Linked DNA regions of Mus musculus: region 2 is linked to region 1. Evidence: chromatin loops called from intact Hi-C (ENCODE). Cell type or tissue: gastrocnemius. All regions are shown on one strand. Each heading gives the region's core, and the rest is flanking DNA. Links, peaks and the distances in the headings are about the cores only.

Region 1 (10,802 bases), core at 1,072-9,071:
CAATGAAAAGGACCTTTTAAAACAATATTTTTGCTTTCAGAAATAGTTGGCAAAGGATAAGTCACTTAATTTATAATTCAATATGATTTATCAGCAATCAGCATCCATGCTCAGGAATTTGGTAAAATTGAGAACATCTACTCACAAATTGTTTGCAAATGCACCAAAATGTTTATGAATGCTAAGTTTACAATGCTGAGATGATATTACATTTTACATACATTTTAGTATTTACTACATTTGAGTTTCATTATCCCTGTTTTGAGTCCAATGAATTTTTTTTTCTGGATGAAGAAATAGATGATTGGATTGTCATTACTTAAATAGTTTGCAAGTCCCAGGCAATCTGATCCTCAGCTTAATGGCTGGGATGATCCTGAGGTGGTAGGAAGGCACGGAGACAGCAGACGCTGAAAGGGCTAGTGGTAGACCCCTTTTCCTTTGTCCATGAGAAAAGAACAGAGAGGCAGGCATCTTGAGATGCATGCTAGAAAAATCCCTCTCTGTCTCTTCTCTGCATATTGAGAGGGTGTCATCCTCTCTCTGTGCTGTGACTTTGGGCGCATGTGTGAGTGTGTATGAGAACAGGTGCACATGTCAATGTGTGTGCTTGTTTCTGTGTGCCCACATGTGGATATGTGTGGGCATATGTACACATGTATGAGTGTAGATATTTCAGTAAAATGGTGGGCCCCTACTGTTCCTATGAGAATGTTTTGGCAGCTGGCATATTTAAGGTGTCTGTGGATGGTGCTAAGAGCTCCTTGGCTCCTTGCCATTCCCCTACTCCTCCCCCACCCTGTGGCCATTCCTTCCATTGGTAAGTGGAGCCTGGACAGATTCTGAGGAACTTCAGCTGTCCAGGAGAAAGCCATGACATGTTTTCCCACTTGCCTAGCTCTCCTCAAAGTGAGTCTTCTTCCTCTGTTCTCCCATGCTGGGGCTAGTCAGGGCATTCTTAATCTGTAACAACTTCAGTCTTCTCCCTTTAAAATAATCTTTTAAGAAAACAGGAGAAAATATTTAAATATAAAATTTTGTACTTTCTTTTCCTTTTGTGTAACAAATTCCCCATGTAACAACTGGACAATTCAGTTATAAACATTAAAGTACTTCTATTCATATGTTACCCTGAGAAGGTACTGCTTTAACCATCAAGGAAGCATAAAACAAACCACAATGAGATACCATGTTACCATGGTTAAAATTGCAAAACAATTGCACAAGCACTATAAATAGCCAGTGAGGATGTAAGAGGGTAGAACATTACAATTGTGTGGAAGTCCTGAAAATGGCCAAAATCAAATCCATCTTACCCTCCAGCCACTTCACTCCTGAATATATTCCCAAAGGAAATGAAACCAGCACCCCAAAGAGGACTGCATATCTAGGTGTTTCCGTGCATAGTAGCCTAGATACAGAATCAGTCAAAATGCCTGGAAAGAGATGAATGAATACATAAAATATGGCATACAGACACAGTGGGCTATTACCCAACTATAGAAAAGGACAGAATCCTGCATTTACAGAAAATGGATGGAAGTGAAGATTATTATGTCAAATGAAATAAGCCTGAGAGATAGATGGGCACTATACACTCAGCTGAATATGGGATGGACGCTGAAAACATGAACCTGAATGCAGAATAGTGACAATAGGAAGTTTGGAAGAGACTTAAGGATGAGGAATAGCTGAAAAGTTACACAAGCTGATCTCATGGAAATACCACACTGACTCCTCACTAATAAGTGGCACTAATTAATCAACAAAAAAAGAAAGAAAGAAAGAAAGAAAGAAAGAGAGAGAGAGAGAGAAGGAAGAAAGGAAGAAAGGAAGAAAGGAAGAAAGAAAGAAAGAAAGAAAGAAAGAAAGAAAGAAAGAAAGAAAGGAAGGAAGGAAGGAAGGAAGGAAGAGAGAGAGGAAGAAAGGAAGGAAGAAAGAAAGGTGAGCACAGAATCTTGTTACAGAAGCTGTTCTGTATCCTTCCTCCCCTCTTAAAATCTTATTTCAAATAAGTTTGGTCCTTTTACATAGAGTATTTTGGGACCTCCTGTGCACTCCATCGCTTTGAGGTTTCTCTGCTGTTGAATATATGTTTTCAAATTGTGTTATTATGCAGCACACTTTGGTGATTGTCTTTGCTCTTAGATACGTGCTTACATTGTTGATTGTGTTTGTTTGTGGTCATAAAAGCTACATGATATAAGGGTTTGTACTGTAAAGGCTTTTATACGTTTTCATTTTTAAGCTGTCTCCTCCTCATCTTCTTGCTCCTCTCTCACTCTGAAGGTCCCTTTATCTTGACTTTCAATATAAAAATTAGAGATGACTCAGTGGACTTGGAGCCAGCTTGGGAAAGATCAAAATGCCAAAAACTTAATTTTGTAAAACAACTCTGTCTCCTTCAAAGTTGGACCCACTCCTGTTTTAACCTCCATTCAATGTCTGACTACCAGGCTCAGACACTGATGCCAGAGAACCCATCTCAATCATAGCACACCCTGGGTGTTCACAGGGCCTGAGTGAATTGAAGGTTACCTGTGATGAGCACAGAACCTAATTCTCCAAAGTCACCATTCCCCTCCCCTTGAAACTTGTGGTGCTTGTGGGACTCTGACTGCATCAACCAGACATTCTGATTAAAATCTAATTATTTAAAAAGCCACCAGATATGTGTTGCTTGAAAATAGGAGGGACAGAGGAAGGGACAGAGAAGGTACAAAGCACACTGATATACCTACATGTATATCTACATCTATCTATCTATCTATCTATCTATCTATCTATCTATCTATCTATCTTTAACCTGGAATAAACTTTCTTAAATCATTACCTAAAGGGCTTTGTCACAAAATTTGCTACATCAACTTTTGGTACGGTAACAAAATGTTTCTATTTTATTTTATAAATAAAATGAGGTAAAACCTAGCTTGTTTCAAGTAAGTATGGGATATTTTAGAATTATTGTGCCATATTATATAATAAGTGATACATAAATGTTCATGGTCTGGGGGAAACTCAGTCTGTAAAGCATGGGGCCTGGACTTTGATTCCCCAGAACCCACATAAAAAACCTAAGCCTGACCATAAGTCTCTATGATCCCTGTGCTGGGAAGTTGGAAGCCTGGAGATCCCTGGGGTAAGCTCAGTGAGATACCTTATCTAAAAACATATGGTGGACATCAATTGAGTAAGACATCCAAAGTTTACCTCTGGTCTTACCGCATCCCTATCCCACATATATAAATGCATGAGAGTTCAAAAAGCCTTTTTATCTTAACATTTCTTCTGTATATGTATTTGCATGTAATATATGCATGAGTACATATTTGTGTGTGTACATGCATATACAGATATATGTGTGTGCGTGTACATGGGATGGTGTCAGAGGTTTGTATTAACCATTTTCTTAATAGAAACAAAAACTTTCAGTTTTTGAGCTACCAATTGCCTAGTTTGGCTCATCAGCAAGTTCTAGGGAATCAACCTATCTCTGCCCCACCCCACCAGTATGGTTATAGGTGTTATAGGTGCACACCACTATGCCCAGCTTCTAGTGGGTGCTAGGGATTCAAATTAGGTAATTATGCTGGCATACCATGCACTTTACCAACTGAGCATCCTTCCAGTTCTCCCAGCCCTGGCAAAAATCAAAAACCAAAAACCAAAACCAACAACATCAAGAAAAAAAAAAGTGGGATAATAACATAGGTTTTCTTTCTTTTCATTAGTGCCCCGAGCAGGCTGTATAGGGTTATAAAGTCTTAAGTTAATGAACTTAAGTGAGATACCTTATCTAAAAACATATGGTGGACATGACCAGAGGCCATTGTAACATTTCCAGATGGGAGAAGAGAGCCAGGTACGACTGTTCTGGAAAGGTCATAAGCCTGTGTATAGAAGAGAATTAAAAGTGCAGTTCTGAATGACCAACACACAATGCTTTTGTGGTAGTTTTCTGAAGAGAATGTTGGATCAATATAAAACCATGTCCAATTGGCAGTGATGTCTAAAATAACTTCAGATCTGGCTTCAGAAAGAGCTAGGAGAGAAAAAAGAATTACACAAAGAAGCATGTGGGCAACAAGAAATTTGTCTTTCATAGAACAATCTTGATAACAGATAATTCATTCACAGAAGCTCCTGAAAGTATTCAGCATGCTTGTGACAGAAGTCTAGAATAATGAGAAAAGGGTGCATGTCTCAATTCAGTCTAAGACATATCATTCTGAGGGCTGGGAAGACGGCTGTCAGTAAAGAGTTTGTCTTACAAGCATAGGACTTGAATATGATCTTCAGAACCCATGTTGAAATGTTGGTCACATATGCTTGAAACCTTGGTGCTAAGAAGAAGAGACAGGTAGATCCCGGTGGCCTGATTGCCAGGAAGCCTAGACGACTTGTAGTGTTCCAGACCGAGATTGGCAGCACTAAAGGAATCATACCCAGGGATGGTCTCCGGCTACCACATGTATGCAAACAAACGTACATGCAAACGTACATGCACACATTCATGCACACACACGCACACACACACTCTTACCATTTGACATAAGAGCTTGTAGTTGTATGAATTTTATAAGCCATGAACATGACTGTCTCTTCATTTACTAGGATTTATGCAGTAACTAGAGCACTATTAAAGACAATCTCTGAAGGTCAGAACAATGTGAACAGCCTGGATGTGTGCACTGTCAGCTGAATAAGCCATGGGGCTGAAGGGATAGGCCTGGAATTCTTCCACAGAGTAGGCCTGGCAAATTCCCATGAAATTAGGTCACTAGGCAAGTGTCCCAGGGCTGGCAGCATACTTAGGATTCTTACCTAATCTCCCTTCTAAGTGTATTTTTTAAGAGTCTTTAGCACTTAGAAATTTTGCTAAGGTAGTATCTGAAATAGCAGAATGGTCTGGAAGTACATCAGATGAATGCTAAGTCTGAAGAATACAGATTAGAAAGCCCAAAGAAGGAAGAGGGAAGCTTAGACATAGAGACTCCAGGGTAAGGACTATTCCATTAACAAGCATTTACCACAAATGTTCAATATGTCCAATAGTCCAGTGTCTCTGTAAGTCAGGAAGTAGAAGTCCTAGGTTGGGTTTCCATTCATTGGAAATTTGGTAACAGCCCAAATAGGGCAAATGCACCATTTTAACCCACACCTCCCCTCTGATGCTCTTCAGAAAGATGACCTTGACTCTGGATGCAATAAGTCTGGAAGCACTGGCCTACCATACTGAATTACAAGGTTTACTCTCTTCTGGCATCTCAGAGTTCCAATTCTGTTTTTAGATTCCTCTTTCCTGGCACCTTTGCTTTTAAATTTCTCTGAACAAATACCCACTTGAGTGCTCTTGGAGATCCAATAGTGGTTCTTAATCAACAGAACGTTAAGGTCAAGTGTTTGGAACTTAAAGAATTCTCCTTTATCTTAGTATGTAGTTATTCCCCATGTAGCCAGTAACAATACAACTTCCCGGGGAATAGTTAGAACCTCCAGTCACTGTCTGAAGTTCCTGACAGGGTGAGAAGGTAGTCCTTTGCCTCTGTGTGCCTCACTGAAAAGGTGACACATGCTCATAGAACACTCATAAAAAGATAACATCTTAGACTCAGAGTCTGACAATGTGGGCTTTTTAAATTTTTTTTCAAAAGGAAGTATTAGGCACTGGCCACTCTCAACTAACAGGTTAAAATTATGTGTTAGAGGGATGTCTGCCTCCTGATGGGGACACCACGATGTTACATGTACCCTCCTTTAGCTTCAATTCACTGACAGCAGAATTTTCTGTTTCTTATTAATTTTATCATCTTCTAATAGTGAGGAATTGCTCATGTCACATTGTAAACCTAATTATTTGAAAAAGGATGTTATATCACATGTGGCTGACTGCTTATCTGTAATGTGCAGAAATACTAATCTTATTTGGAAATAACCACAAGGATCTGCTAAATTATGGATAAAGTCTGAATCACTTTATGCCTAATTATAAAAATAATGAGTAAAATATCAAAGAAATTTGTTTGGGGAATTCTAGTGAGAGAAAGAAGCACTAATAATTTTCCTAATAGGACTTTGGAAATAACTATACTCCCAGTTTTATAGGAAAATAGTTTCATTATTATTAATGTTTTTAATTCCCAAAAGTTAGTTGTGATTTTTTTTCTTTACATAAGCTTGCTTGGAAAACAGACAAAATGATATCATTATTATGTGAATTTTATTGTCTCTCTATGAAAGCAAATATAAACAGAAAGATTAATTTCAGATAAAGATAAAGACATCTTTGCAACTAAACAGTCCTTGGCAAATGAGTTTAATTTCCTGGGACTTGATGTCTGCATCTATAAAATAAAGAGACTGGGATTAGATCACCCCTGATGGGAATCCTGAGGGTGTGTGTTCCTCAGTCAGAGGGATCTGCACGTCTCTATACTCACTGCCCTATGGAAGACTCCTGGGAAGGCTGTGCATTGGGGGGCTTCACCTCTGCTGATGTCAAATGGTCCCAGTTGATTTAGATACAGAATTACCCTCTGGCTGCTTTATTTGACTAAGTCAAAATAGCCACAGTTTTGGTGAGTGCTGGCTGGAAGGATAGTAAGTGCCCCAGTCCCCATAGCGAGTTGTTTTGTGTGCTTCAGACAAGACAGTGAAGAGCTAAGCCTGGTGTCCTTTCCTCTCCTTTCTCCTTCACCCCAACTAGCCTCAAACTCACTGTATGGCTGAGGATGATCTTGAACTCCAGATCCTCTGACCTCTGCCTTCCCACACAGATATTCATCACTAAGCTTTAGTAGGGGCTTTATGCATGCTGGACAAGAATCTACTCAGCTACTTCTCTAGCCCTCATTTCCCCTTAAACAAATATTAGAATCCCGTATCTTCATAAATCCGTTGTGCTTTCTCATGTCTTAAGATACCCAGATTTTTAGCTTCCACAAACATTGAAAGTCACAAATGCCATGAACATTTAAAGGACCATAAGTTAAACCTACCTACAACTCATGTGCCACTTAGGGACAAGTCTTTTTAAATTAATAAACAAATCCCAAGGGCACAAAAGGGACAGATGACCAGAACTCTAGTCTAGACTTTCTCATGCTTCATTAACTGTCACAGATCACTAACCACATTTACTCTTCAAGCACTGACAATTGTCACCTCGCACATGGTGGCACACATGCTGAAGAATGAAAGAAAGCCACTCATTTAAGTTACAGTTGAGACATAAAATGGGTGTTGTAGGAGTTGATGCTGATGCTAAGGTCCTGTTCACCAATTGGTTCTTGATCCATCAGTAAAGGAAGAAGAGACCAGTGACTAAGAACAGGGCGGGACCCTTAGAGTTGGCAGAATTGAGGGAGCTGGGGAAGAAGAAGGAGGTAGTAGCTGCAGGAGATAAAGCCATCTACATTTTTGGTTTGAGTGGCCAATGGCTACTCTATTCAATTATGTCTGGGGTGGCAGGGGAAGTTTAGCAGTGCACAGTCATTAGGTTAGCAAAGGCATTTTAAGATTAACTGGTGTGTGTGTGTGTGTGTGTGTGTGTGTGTGTGTGTGTGTGTATGTGTGTGTGTGTGTGTGTGTGTGTGTGTTGTTGTTGTTGTTGTTGTTGTTGCTTCCTCAGTGGATCTGGGTGGGGGATGGTAGTGCAGCCTGTTCCCAAAGCTTAAGGCATAGTAGCAAAAGCTACACACTACAGTGTAACTGATGATAAAACATTATGTGTTATATTATAAAAAACCAAAAGCAGCAGTGACTGCCAGTGTGAAGTGCCCATTCTGACAGCCTGCTAACCCCCCATCATCCATCATTCCCATGTCACGAAAAGAACTCTAGAATTTCAGGTGTAGACCTTGATATACAGTTTGCTTAGAATTCTGTTTGCTAAAACAAAATGAAACAAAACAAAGCATATACATATAGTTTGCTTTAAAAATAACAAATGACAATGACAAGAGTCTGTGAGTTCCTGAGAAGAAAGCATGAATATTGATGTATTAGGTAGCCTTAGATAGGTAGAAATTAATAATTTGTTGATTCCATTCAGGTCAGTGCTTGCTTAAGTAAGAAAGGTAGGGTCACATAGAGATGTGTGCCTAATGAAGAACAGGCTATGCGGAATCTTCCTATACCCTCCTAGAATGAAGAAACAAGTCAGAGAACCCTCTTCCTTCCATTTCTTATGGATTCCCTCCTCCTCCTTCTCCTCCTCCTCCTTTTCCTTCTTCTACATGAAACTGTGTCTCTAACTGAGAATTCCTTGGCTCTGTGGGGAGCTATGAGAGTTAAGCAGGCCCTCTGTTTTGTGTCAAAGAACAAAGGAACAGTGCCCCGGGTTTCCTGAAGAACATCAATTTGCATTTTTTTTTAAATCTCAGTTTCCCACAAACTTGCAGAATCACCTCATTTTTAAAAGAAGTACTTGTTTTGACTTCAAATATTCTTTATACTTGTCCTGGTCATAAGCATTCCTTCAGAAAGCATCAGAGCTGCCAGGCTCCGCTGGAATCATGGTATCCCTTCCTGAGTGAAGGACTGGGGAACAAACTGTCCCTTTTCTTTATTACCTTGTCCACCTGCAACCTTTGAACTTCATGAGACTTAAACAAATTAAAGGATTAGATTCCATGACAACTCAAGGTAATGAAAACCTTTCTCCAGGGAATCAACTGAGCTAGAAAGACTAGATGTGAATTTCCTAGGGTCATGGCATTTGACTCTTCCATGAGCCATTATGAAAAGGTAAGGGACATTCTTCCTAGACCTCTGCTAAGCGGCTATGGTTTGAACTAGAAAGTTGTAGATTTGACCTCAGATATGAATTTCTTTTCCCTGTATGGCTACAGGCATTTAGAGAAATTGGTGTAAATAGCATACTTTAAAAATTCTTCTAAACTGGGTGTGGTGATAAGTGCCTGGCATCCCAGAATAAAACTTTAGAATGAAAGAAAAATTAGTTGATCAGCTTAAAGGTGAGTCTGAGGTTTAACCTTATTAAAACTACAGTGTACTTTGGAAAATTAAGTGAATAGATGCAGGAGGATGGGGAGTTCAAAGTCACCCTTGGCTACACAGCAAGTCAGAGGTAACTGTGCTATGTGAGATCCTATTCCAGGAACAGCGAACCAACCAACAAACAACAATCCTCCCAAATAAAAAACAAAGGTGTTTCCAGTTCAAAGACTCTAACATGAAGCTAGAAGAGTTCCACTGTGGCAAAGCCAGCCATGAACAGTGCACACAAGTCTGCAGAGAACACAACATCTCATGATGGGGGCAATCTGTCTTTAGATACTCAGTGATTACACAGGAAATACATTCATGTGGCAATCCATAAGCCAGGTATGTTATTTCATGCCTGTAATCACAGTACTCTGGAGGTTTCAGCAGCAGAATTTCCTTAAGGTAAAGGCCATCTAGAACTGCATAGAATTCTAGGCAAATCTGGGCTACATAGTGAGTTCTGGGCCAGCCTGGGCTATATGCAAGTTTGACATAAACTGGGCTACAGATCAAATTCTAGACCAGAGTGGGGTATGGTAAGAGTGAGATTCTATATCATATATTAGGAAATAAATAAATTAAATCCTAAGCAATGCCCATTGCAACCATTCTTTTGCTTTTAAGCTTTTGTGTAGAAAGCGACAGCAATCTACACATAACAGTCACCCACTGAGAGAGAGCTTGGAGTTTGCAAGTTAGAAACAGCAGCTTCTGGATTATTATGAAATGCCCACACTGCTGTATTTGCTGCAGCAGGTCGCACCATGTCAACTTATGACTGAAGGTTCTGGGTCCTCTCACTGCAACAGAAAAAAGGCGAAGGTAATTTCCCACCTTAGGGAAGAACTGGGGCTCAAAAAAAATCATTAAGTGTATCTAAGCACGTACAAGATTATGGAATTAAGAATTAAGAAGGCCTTCCTGTGATTTTTTTCTGTGAGTTATTTACTAAGGACCTTCCTGCTCGCACATCTCCTGCATCCTGAGTGTGGAAACTGCTGGAGTAATGTTGGCAAGAATTCAGGGATGAAGTAAGAAGTCTTGGAATGAAAGCAGAGCTGGCTGATTAACTGAGGGCTGGCCTCTTTAAATCCACACTGCACTCTGAGATAAAAATTGAGTCTGTGTCTTAGTTGACCATCAACTTCCCAATCTCTACTTGACCTTCCCAGGTTGGTTTGAAATCAATTGTTTTCTCTTCTTGAGAAAAATTCTTATTGTTTTTCCCAAGGCAGTCAACTTTCTTCCACAGGGGGGAAGAAATGTCCTGATAAAATAGAGTCTAAACTACAAGGGGGGAAAAATGCCTTAAATCCCCACAATAGAGAAGTTCCTAGAGCTGGAAGACACTAGACATTCTCTGAAGGTTACTGAAGTAATGAATTAATGAAAGAATGAGAGAACTAGAGGGGTGCCCAGCAGTGGACTTGTGAATGCGTGGTGTTTCCTGTGCCCTTGTGATTTGTCTGGACCTCTGGTGTTGTGCTGGTTAAGCCTGAGCTAGTTTGTTTCATTCAGAGCTTGGCTCCCAGCATGCCTGACTTAGTAACTGTAAATTCCATGGTGAGCTTGAAAATAGCCCTCTGCACACTTTCTCTATCAATTTAGCCTGGTCTTACCAGACCTGAAGTTTTACGAAATCCCCAGTATTATAAATTCCCATCAAAGGCCAGTGAGACATCTAGAGAAAAATGTTCTGTTAGGTTCACTGAAAATGAAGACAGCAGGTTTTCCCTTTAGTTCCTTGGATTATTTATTACAGGTCTACAGTGTATCTCATCTCCCCGGTCTTT
Region 2 (10,802 bases), core at 1,649-9,648, 300 kb after region 1:
AAAAGATAAGGCGAGGTGCTAGAGAGATGGCTCAATCGTTAAGAGCATTTGTTACTCTTCCAGAGAACCTGAGTTTGAGTCCAAGAATCCACATGGTAGCTCACAGCAATCTATAACTCTATTTCCAGGGGACCCAATGCCCTCTTCTAGCTTTTGTGAGCACCAGGCACACCTGTGGTACACAGCCACACAGGCCAAGAAAACACTCATATGCATAGTATAAAAGTAATTTTTTTAAAAAAATCTAAAGATAAAGTCGATATTACCTGAGAAATGACGCTTGAGGTTGCTCTCTGGGACAAACACACACATGCACACATGAACAAAACGGTGAAATTAATTCACTGAAAGGACAAACAGGAGTAAAGGTCATGAATGCAGAAACAACCCCAAGTAAGAAATGGATTTGATAGAAGTACAGCCAGGGTAGGGACAAAAGGGCTGGAAGCAGCTAAGCAAATCATAAATGGGGACAGCTATTAGGTGACTCTAGGGTATGCTGTGCCCTACCTTGCGGTAAAATGGTGCAAGCCTGAGCATCAGGCAAGGAAGCCCCAATTCTCAGGACCTTGGATCTAGCTGTTCTTCATTCACTTTTTTGACAGAAGGAGGCAGTCAGGCAGAATCCTGCCACTTGTCTGTATATTCAAAGTTACTCCTGTGGTGAAGATGCTGATTAGGGTTGTGTTTTCATTTCTGGTAGAAGTTTGTGTCTACAAATACCCTTTACTTGCTCATGAGAACTATTCCACTAATAAAAATGAAAAGTGTGCATAGCCATTACAAGAAAGGAGAAAGATACACACACTACTAGTGCTCCAAACTAAAATGTAAAATTCAAATAGGTCTGTGTAGGAGCTTTTGAACATGATAAGGCAAACACCCTTTTGTATTGTCATAAGAAATAAGTAAATAAATGGTGTGGTGGTAGTCATCCATACTCTTATTCCCTAGGCAAGGAAATTCTGAGTTCAATACCAGCCTGGACTTCATAGAGAGATTAAAGATGTGGCCAAGAGTGAAGACACTCAGTCTTGGCTTTGTGCATGACTTAGAATAATCACTAAGCAGATGTACTCTGTGACAGTCACGTATCTTTGGGGGAACTTTTGTCCCTTCAAGTAACCGTATTTCTCAAATGTTACTGGTGCACATAAAAACCACCATCGAAGTCTACAAAGAGCCACCTTGCTCATTACAGTAATAAATTCTGCAGCTAGAGGTATTCCCATCTGCCTTAAAGCAAAATGATACAACATATTAACTTAAAATGAGCAAGCTCTGAAATAAGCCCGTTTCCACAAGTGAGAAGGCTCTCCTGGTGAGAACGCTCGGATTTCCCAACTGAAAGCTTCTTAGACCGGGAGAAGCAGCTCTGGGAGATGACGCTCCCAGTGCTTGTCTTTCTCGTACATACCGACTTTCCTCACTTGTATCTCCCGGTTGTGCTTGGTGACACTGCATTATGGGACTGTGACACTAGGTTACTGTGTTGTATTTGGTTTTGATTCATAGCCAAGGTTCCTGCATCTTGCTGCTTCTGGCCCCTAATCTTTACCATCATTCTGTGAATGGTACTTTCCCCCTCATTATCCACATTCAGTGAACTGAACCAGGTTTCAGTCATCTGAGAGTCCTCGACAGAAACAAGTAAGAAGGAAGAGGAGAAGAGATGGAGGAAAAAACTAACAAGCAAAACAGAAAATGAGGGGTGGCTGTCTGAGACCTAGTACTACTTGGCCAGTGACAAACTGCCAGACAAAATCGATTTCAGTGTTCTGATTGTTAGGGTCCTGATATGAAGTGAGGCGTAATGGTTTCAGCCCATCTACTGCTTCAGCCAGAGTGCTGTGTAGGGAAAAATGGTCTCTTCCCCCAATTTTCCTACTCAGTGTGGAACAGCTGTGATCAGACCTGAGGTTTTGTTTCATTGTGGAGTCTCACAGTTCCATCAGTTACAATACCCTCTACCTTAAAATTGTTAGGCTCGTTGGTTAAGTCCTAACAACACAATATAAAACACACACCTGCTGCCAAACATGGTGGCACACACCTTCCATCCCAGTTCGAGGGAGGCAGAGACAAGTGATCTCTGAGATCTCAAGACTCATCTGACCTACATAGTGAGTCAGGTCAGCTAAGACTATGTGGTGAAACTCCACTTCTGAATCAATGACAGACAGACAGCTCTCACTTCCAAGTGACCAGGAAATAGTATATTCTGGATCCAAATCAACTGCCCACAATACCAGATCATAGGCAGGTTGCTGCAAATTCCATGTTCTAATGTGGTAACAATTGCATGAAATTTTCACAGTAGTAGAACAAAGAATTTCCAGCCCTATCAAAATATAGTGGTGGAAATATCAGGTGTGTGGGGGTTAAAGCAGGAAATTTCTGCTATGGTGCTCAGATGCTGTCTGATGACATTCTTCGTTGGTAGAAGCTAGGACTCTGTTCATATAGTCCTAGAGGGTTTGCATAATAGTCCTACCAGTAGGTGGCTAAAGGGCCAAAGATAGGCAAAGATGGTTTTGGCTTCCAACTTGTTTCATTCAGTTTTCCACAGTCAATTGGGTTTGCAGAATGTTTCCCTTTGGGAACTTCAGTTCATGATCCTCAGTCCCACAAGGCCATTTCTACTTCAGACAACCCTGGGGCTTTCACAGCCTCAGGGAATTGGCTCAGTACTTTGCTGGGCCAGCTTGTTCACAAAACTCAGGGAAATGTTACCTACATCATCTGTGAGTCTGTTAGAGTTGGCCATAAAAAACACAGCTAAAACACTGGATGAAAAGGAAGGTAATATATGTCATAGGGATGGGGACTCTGTGCCTTCTCTGGCCAGTCAGTCCCCAGCTCTTCCAGGCATTCAGCACTTCAAAAACTCAAGTGTTCACATGCAACTCCATTTCCAGCACTACCTGGACTCTTCCCAGAGGGGGCTGAAAATTCCAACTAATGATATGACCTTTCTGGTGACCTGACCCACCTACCCACCTGGAACTGCTGAAGACATTCATTAGCATAAGCTGAGGTGCTGTGCAAAGGGCTCATTATCTTTGACAAAAGGTATGTGTACCACTGCCAAGCCTGAAGGGATCTAAGAATTCTAACAGGAACCAGGGACAAAGACCAGATATGTTTCATACTATTCCACAATCAGAAAGCAAAAGAGTGCTCGTACTGAGAGGCTACATCTTGCTCTTACCTTTTTTATTTTTAAGTTTGTTGTTGTTGTTGTCAATGACAGTGCTTTTTGTAGTCTCCAGCTGCCATACAATTTACTGTGTAGGTACTAATGAAAGAGAACTCTCACGGAAAAGAAACACAAGACATGGTTTGTTCTAGAGCCAAATATGAGTGACCATGGCCTGGGAGCAAAGACTTAGTTTATCTCAACTATGATGTTCTAATGAGGCAGCAATTTCATGAGCTTTTATATTTGCAGAAAAAAAAGAAAGTCATAAGGCAAACTTTTCAAATCGATCAATGAGTATGTCACTTAGGAGAGTTATAGCAATGCAAGGGACACTCTACTCTAAGATGCTAACTAGCAGCACTCTTAGCCCTTTGGTGGGTAGAAACTAAAGGTCTGTTCATTTACCTAATAGTCACCATAGAAAGGTTTGTGTGTACAAAGGAGCAATAAACGTCTATCAAGGGGTTAAAAATGCTTCAAGGTCATTTGAATCTAGACTAGCAAAATTCCAACTTCTCCACATTACTGAAGTTTGAGTCAGTCAATCAACCTTTACAGACACAGCCTCTTTGCAAGAGCTCTTGTGTCCATAAACAAGAGGGGACTTGAACTCCTGGTCCTCTTATATATCTACCTCTTGAATGCTGAGGGCACAAATGCCACACCCAGTTCATGCCCTACTGGGGTTGAACTCCAAGCTTCATGCATGCTAGACAAACATTCAACCAAGTTACGCCCCCAGCCCAGCTTTAGTTTTTTTTTTATTAACATATATCAGCTGAATTTACTGTAGTTGTTTCATACAATTACAAGACTCTGATCAAATCTAATCACACTGTCTATACTTCTCTCAAAACACAATCATTTCTAGTCAATCACTATTTTACCTGTCATTCATCTATGTTTCTTCCTTCCTTCCTTCCGTCCTTCCTTCCTTCCTTCCTTCCTTCCTTCCTTCCTTCCTTCCTTCCTTCCCTCTCTCCTTTCCCCTTCCACATAGGGAGAGAATACATAATACTTGTTCTGTGTGTCCTGCTGGAATAGCTGCAGAATCTAAGGTGTCCCTAGTGAAATGCCCTGGTTGCAGTATTTTCCTAATAATAAAATGTACCTGGAACACATGGCTAGCAATAGAAATGAAGAAAATTTGTTTATAATTTTTTTAAAAAGCACCCCCCTAGGTAGAGGGAGACTAGTGAGCTGACAAGACAGCCATTCCAAAGCTCAGTGCTACTGATCTTTAAAGGTTTTACACAGCAACCATATCTCCTGCATTCTTTGTCCCAGGTTCTGTTTATTACATTGTAGCCCAGGTCATATGGGGTTTCCAGTTTCCCTCTGCCAGCTAGCTTCTCTCATACATTAATCCTGCTGTGCCTCCCCCACGTCTCTCCCTCCCTCTCCCTCTCCCACTCTGTCTCTCTCCTGCCACAGTGTTTATTCTGATCCTAGACCAGTTCCATGTATTTCATTGCAGATGACAGGGTCTCTGTATTCTTTACATGCCACATTCTCTTTTGTTGTCTGTTGATGGATATCTACTCTGGTTTCACATCTTGGCTCTTCTGAGTAGTGCCAGCAATAAACAGGAATGTGCAGCGTGACTTAGATTCTTTTCTGGAGTGCTATAGCTAGATCATATGGGAGTTTTATTTTTAGTCTTAGAGGAATCTCCATAATGATTTCACAGTGACTGTACCAATTTACATTCCTACCAGCAGTATAAGCCCATCAGCATTTGCTAGTTGACATTGTGTGTGTGTGTGTGTGTGTGTGTGTGTGTGTGTGTGTGTGTGTGTGTTAGTGCACATTCATATGCACTAAAGTATGCACAGGTGCTGTGGGACAACCCAGAGGCTGACAACGGGTGTCATTCCTCAGTTCTTTATCTTGTTTATTGAGACAGGGTCTCTCACTGTCCTAGTGCACAGTCAGTAGGCTAAGCTGGCTAAATGACGAGCCTAGGGACCCATTACCTCCCCATCCCTTAAGCTCTGGGGTTACTCGCATGCAACCATGTTTAAATTTTTTCCTTTTTAAAAAATATAAATTCTGGGTGTGGAATTCAGGTCTGCACATTGACAAGGCAAGTGCTTTCCTGCCTGTGCTATCTCCCCACCATAGTCTTTGATTTTTTTTATAACAGAGACTCTTACTGGGATCAGATGGTACCAGCACACACCGGCTGGGAATGCCTCTCAGATACTGCTTCTCAGCTCATGTAACTCTTGAGCCAGTGCTTACCATCAGCTTTCTCTGGTGCTGTGAGCACCGTGTTCACAGCCACTCAGCACAGTCCACTGTGGTGGGAGCTTTGGTAAAAAGCATGTGATCATTCTTGTTATCTTGCTTATGAAAATATTTGCACACCAGGTTTTACTTTATTAATATGTAGGTTTTGTTGTATCAGGAGAGAATTACTTGTGGGAACTAAAGTATGTCTTTTCATAACCTTAAAAAACACTGGGTTTAGGATTCACTTTCTCTATCAGGAAGCAGGACAGATAAAATTCCTCCAGTGTGAGAAGTGATGATGACCAGGCCCTCGGGATCTCACTGCTGGCATGGTCAGTTATGTTGATATCCTTGTCTGGCCAGGGCAAAGAAGGGCACTTTGGACATCTTGCTGTTCCTACTCGCCCATCACCACCATCTCCTTCTTAGAGAAGAAAGTAGCTAAAAGTTCTCTTAAGGTGATGTGGAAAGACAAAATCAAAAGGAACACAAAGCTACTCATATCACCCTAAATTAGACTTTTAAATATGCTATTGATATCAGAGAAATCTTATCTCAGTTTTCTCCTGGAATATGGCAAGGAAGTCATTAATCATTTGATGTTAAATTTATACAGATTGCTGAATAAATGACAAGGGCTAAGACCACAGGCAGTGAAGCAAAGGCAAAAGGAGAAGAGCAGGAAGAAAAGGGGTCATTTCCTCAGCAGGCTACTGGAAGCACGAAGCCAGTAGTCATGTTTATTTCAAGCCTCGCTCCCTGGATTCCTGCCTACCTAAATGGCAAGTAATTTTAAGAGCTTAGAAAATCTTGCCAGACACAAAGATAGAAACATACTGTAGTATCCAGCAGCTTCAAACAGTTGCAAGCTTGTGAGCTTGGGGCAGAAATGAACGTTGCATAACTTCAGGAGTATACCACCAGCTCAGCTGTTATTGTACAGGCAGCCAGGTCAGCTGTCATCAGAACACCATAGAGTATAGACCCAATGGAGAAACAACACCAATTGAAAGGATTGGTCTTCATTAGTGGGACCCAGGGGTGTGACTTTACATGTGTCAGCTCCTGTGGTTGTGTGGTGTCATGGTTTTCCTCCTTTAACACATTGGTACTTACCCTGGTTTAAAAGAGCCAGGGCTCCCACTTTAGAGACCTGGGCCTGCACTTCCACTTATAGTTAGCATAGGAGAGGGAACCAGGACACAGCTGCATCCCAGATAGAATAAAACGTATCAAGCAGAAAAGAAAAGGAGAAACCTATCAGAGGAAAAAAATTCCTTTAAACATGTTATTTTTTAGTCTTTGGATGTGTCTTAGCAGAGTGCTTGCCCAACCTGTGTGAAGTTCCAGGTTGTACGGCCAACACTGCCATTACAGAATGTAGTGGCACATGCCTGTCATCTCAGCATTCTACAGACCAGAAGCTCAAGACCATCTTTAGCAACATGAGGAGTTTGAGGCTAGCCTCGGCTAAAGAGAAAGACCTTGTTTCAAGTGGAGGAAGAGAACCATATTATTTTAAAACATCATTTAATTTTATTAGCCATTTTTATTTGTTGACTTTTGGAGAAAGTGTCTTGCTATATAGTCCAGGCTGGCCTCAAACTCTCAACTCTCCTGCCTCTGTCTTCCAAGTGCAGAGGTAACAGATATTTCCCACTGTACCAGCTTTGGACTTGTTTTTTAATCCTATGCCACCTCATTTAGCCATGATTGTTCAACATTAAAATCCCTGAGCAGCAATCTTGGGGCTGCTTGCCCCTATGATTCTGTTGAGTCCTAGGGTGTTAGTCAGTTCTCCAGCAAATGTTCTATTGAGTGTCTATGTTCTATGGTGAGAACTCTCTAACAGTACATTGAGAATACTGAAGTGGGTGAGATATGGTCCCTTTCCAAAGGCCACATTCTTACCAAGCTCCACATCTCTTTCCAGGTAAGAATTCTTAAATCACCTTCTTGCATCACTCAGGAGCCACTAGGATTGGTTTTTTTGGACAACATGAGACTCTTACAGTCATTTTAGAATGAACATTGAACTTGCTCAGAATCCATCTCTGCATTTATGAACCCTCCCCATGAAACGCCTTCCCTTTTCAGACACAAAGGTATGTTTATTGCTTTGACGGCAAAGCCTCCTTGACTGTCATCTGACCCAGGGATCCACCAACCAATCATTTCATACAACATCTACCATTATATTACCTTTGTGAAGAATTCACAGAAGTCGCCCACAACCTGGCAATTTCAAGCCTAGATTCCCCATTGGCACTCAGTTAGGATGCCCCCATGGAGGCACTATGCCAAATGTAATAAGTGAACTAGCTAAAGTAATTCAGTGTGTGGAGTTCCCACACAGGTCTGATATGTTAAGGAGAGTCACATCTGAGCTGGTCTTACTTGCTATTTAGGGCAGCATTAATTTTTGTGAGTGGCAGCCCACCTTTGTGCATATAAATTGGGTAATTACACTAGTAAATTGGAATTTCTGCATTCAGAAACAGCACCTGTAAATAACAGGAGGACGGGGAAAGAGGCCAATTGAAACGTTGGCCCTTAGTATCTGAAAGCAGCACATTCCAGAGAGCTGAAGACAGAGTTCTGAAGAGAGCATCAGCAATGGCATGGGAGAAGAGACCCAGCCATTGTGCTCAAGCATCGCCTTCTATTTAAAGATAATGATGTGGTCCATGAAAGTCAACACGTGAAAAGTGCAGTTTTTTCTCATCTCATCACAATCCCCAGCCCAGTAACAGTTGTCAGGTGTACTTGGGCTAGTCATAATGTGTTAGACGTTGCCAAACTATTACCTCTGTATCCATGGGGAAGACATTGACAATCGATTGTTTCTGTATCCCTGGAGTCAAAGGAGAAGTGCTGTGCAACAGCATCATCCCCGTCTGTTTTTCTGGGAAGTAAAGGATGGCTACTGGACTTGGCTAGACATTAACTTTTCCCTGTCATCTGAAACTTGGAAAATGCAGCTACTACAATGTATCAGGAGTTAACCACCCTCCCTCCCAAGGCCTCAACTGTACACAAGGGAACTAAAATGATCATGTAAGAATGATCACATGATCCAGGCCACTTGCCCACATATCCCATCTCATCTTAGCAGCTCTGTGAGGTAGGTGCTTCCTATACAGTGGGTCTCTAATATCCCACAGAGGCCAATGTGTGCAGCACTGGGCCCCCAGAGAGGTGCTATTGGGAAGTGATGAAACCTTTGGAGGTCAGGCTTAATGGGAAAAAGTTAGCAGGTTGGAAAAATGTCCTTGAGGTGGACTGTGGGACCCAAGTTCCTCCTCTCCTTTGTGTTGTGGCCACAATATGATGTTATCATCACCACAGGCCTAAGGTCATTAGGACCAAAATGATCACACATGGACTGAAACTGTTCCACTCTGAGTTAAAATCAACCTTTCTGTTTCATGTGGACATGGGGAGAATGTGTTCATGTGGGTGTTTAAACGTGAATGTTTGTGTATGTTCATATGAAAGCCACATACTGACTTTGTTATCTTCCTGGATCACTCTCCACTTCTTTTTTGAAAATAGGCTCTCTCGTTGAATCATCTAGAGCTGACAGATTCAGACAGGCTGGCTGGCCAGCAAGCCATAGAGATCCTTCTGCCTCTGTCTCCTCAGTGCTAGGGTTACTGATACATGCCATATTGCCTGGCTTTGTCTGTGGATGCTGAGCCTCTAATCTCCTCATGCTTGAGTTGTAGGCTCCTTACTGCCTGAACCATCTCTCTAGTCCCCAACCTTTTCTCTTGATAGAGTTACTGTCTCAGGTATTCCTTAGAGTGATAGAAAGCTGACTGATGCAAATTGTTATCATTGCCACTGTATAGAGTAGAAAACTAAGAGTGGCTAAGGAACTTTTCATAGCAGTTACTTTTCTCATTGCTGTAACAAAATACATAAAAAGAAGCAATTTGAGGAAGGACAGGTTTGTTTGGACTTAGGGTTGGAGGGGATACATTCTATCATGGCCCAGAAATCAGGGCAGCAGGTGTATGAGGCTAGCTGCAGGTTACATTCCATAAGCAACCAGAATGTAGAGAATGAAGAGAAGTTGAAGCCAGGCTATAAAACCTCAAGGTCCCAGTGACATACCCTCTCTAGTGAGTTTCCACTTCCTAGAGGTTCCACAATTTAGGAGCCTGTGGGGAACATATTATATTTAAAGCGAAGAACTCATTCAAACTCTTCTAAAGGGTAAATGGCAGAAGACACCAACATTTTGGCAAAGTAGATGGATCAGATCTGAGTGGATGTTTATTTCAGTGGGAGGAGGTGGAAGGAGGCTTAATGTGTAGCCTAAGTACTTCCCTTGTTTGAGGTGGGATGAGAGATGCTATATGGTACTGGGAAAATGTCACATTCTCAAACGGATTGGCACACAAGCTAAGGCTGCAGCCTGGACTAGCTCGCCAGCTCTAAAGCTGCTCACAACATCTTGTAACCATCCCTATATTCTTTTCCAAGAAAACATCCAAAACTTTTACTCAGTAGCCATGAAACTTGAGTCAGTGCAACACCTTTGGTCTTGTTGGATTCAATAGTACATGCTCAGTGTTTCCAAAGCTAGCATAGATAGTACTTACCCAGTCACTGAGGTGCCACAGGATTCAAATACAGTGGAAATGGCTTCACTCACTAAGTTTTTGTTTTTGTTTTTGTTTTTTCAAATCTCATACCATGACTCCAGCCTGCACTATTCTATTTTGTATCAAGGCTCTGTGGGCATTGCTAAAATATAAATTAAATCTGAGATCTTAATAGACTTAACCATAGTATTCTCAAAGACCTCTGCATATGTGCACTTACACACACACACACACACACACACACACACACACACACACAGCGAAGTTTGGTCTAGATTTAGATTATCAGATTTTTCCTAAGAGATAAGCCACAGAAGAAAGTTGTTTTTGACAAGAAAATGAGATCAGACCAGAAGGGTGGCCCGAGCAATTTCTGAGGAACATCAGGGTGGGGGTTGCTGAGGAGAGGTGATGCACTACAGCTAAGACCTTGTAAAGAGAGCAAACCTCTCCTACGTCTCTGTCTCTACATAAGTTTGACAGATGTAGCTTCTACTTTATATGGCCATGTAATGACCCTCATATCTATATGTGGTCTCCAGCTCATTTCACTGTTCTGGGAGTATTCATAGTCATTTTCTCCTTGCTGACAAAATATCTGAGAATTTAAGGGGTTGAAGAGTTGATTTGGGTTCACAGTTGGAGGAGGGATAGTCTATCATCATAAGAAAAGCCTGACAACGAGAACCCGCCCCTACAGGCAGGAAAGAAAAGTAAACAGGAAGTGAGGGGAGGGATGTACCTCAAGGAGT

Evidence for each region. Hi-C counts contacts between places; a loop is a spot of excess contacts. Peaks named below come from ENCODE experiments on the same cell type or tissue, not always from the same donor. Only the 100,000 strongest peaks of a DNase experiment are listed, where the experiment ranks them.
Region 2: a loop joins it to region 1, with 1.9 times the contacts of the local background. A loop is called at or near these places in 2 of 42 quality-filtered maps.

The regions. Positions count from the first base shown.
Region 1 is chr8:128,213,699-128,224,500 of GRCm38, reverse strand. All of the region lies in intron 1 of A930035F09Rik (a long non-coding RNA gene), which reads left to right. Among named protein-coding and RNA genes, the nearest start is that of Mir21c, 59 kb to the left of the region's middle. In gastrocnemius, for the core only: no CTCF peak of the experiment used is centred there; DNase peaks (open chromatin) are centred at 4,408 and 4,760; H3K27ac peaks cover 1,335 bases.
Region 2 is chr8:127,909,762-127,920,563 of GRCm38, reverse strand. No RefSeq gene overlaps it. Among named protein-coding and RNA genes, the nearest start is that of Gm32590, 110 kb to the right of the region's middle. In gastrocnemius, for the core only: no CTCF peak of the experiment used is centred there; no DNase peak of the experiment used is centred there; H3K27ac peaks cover 3,647 bases.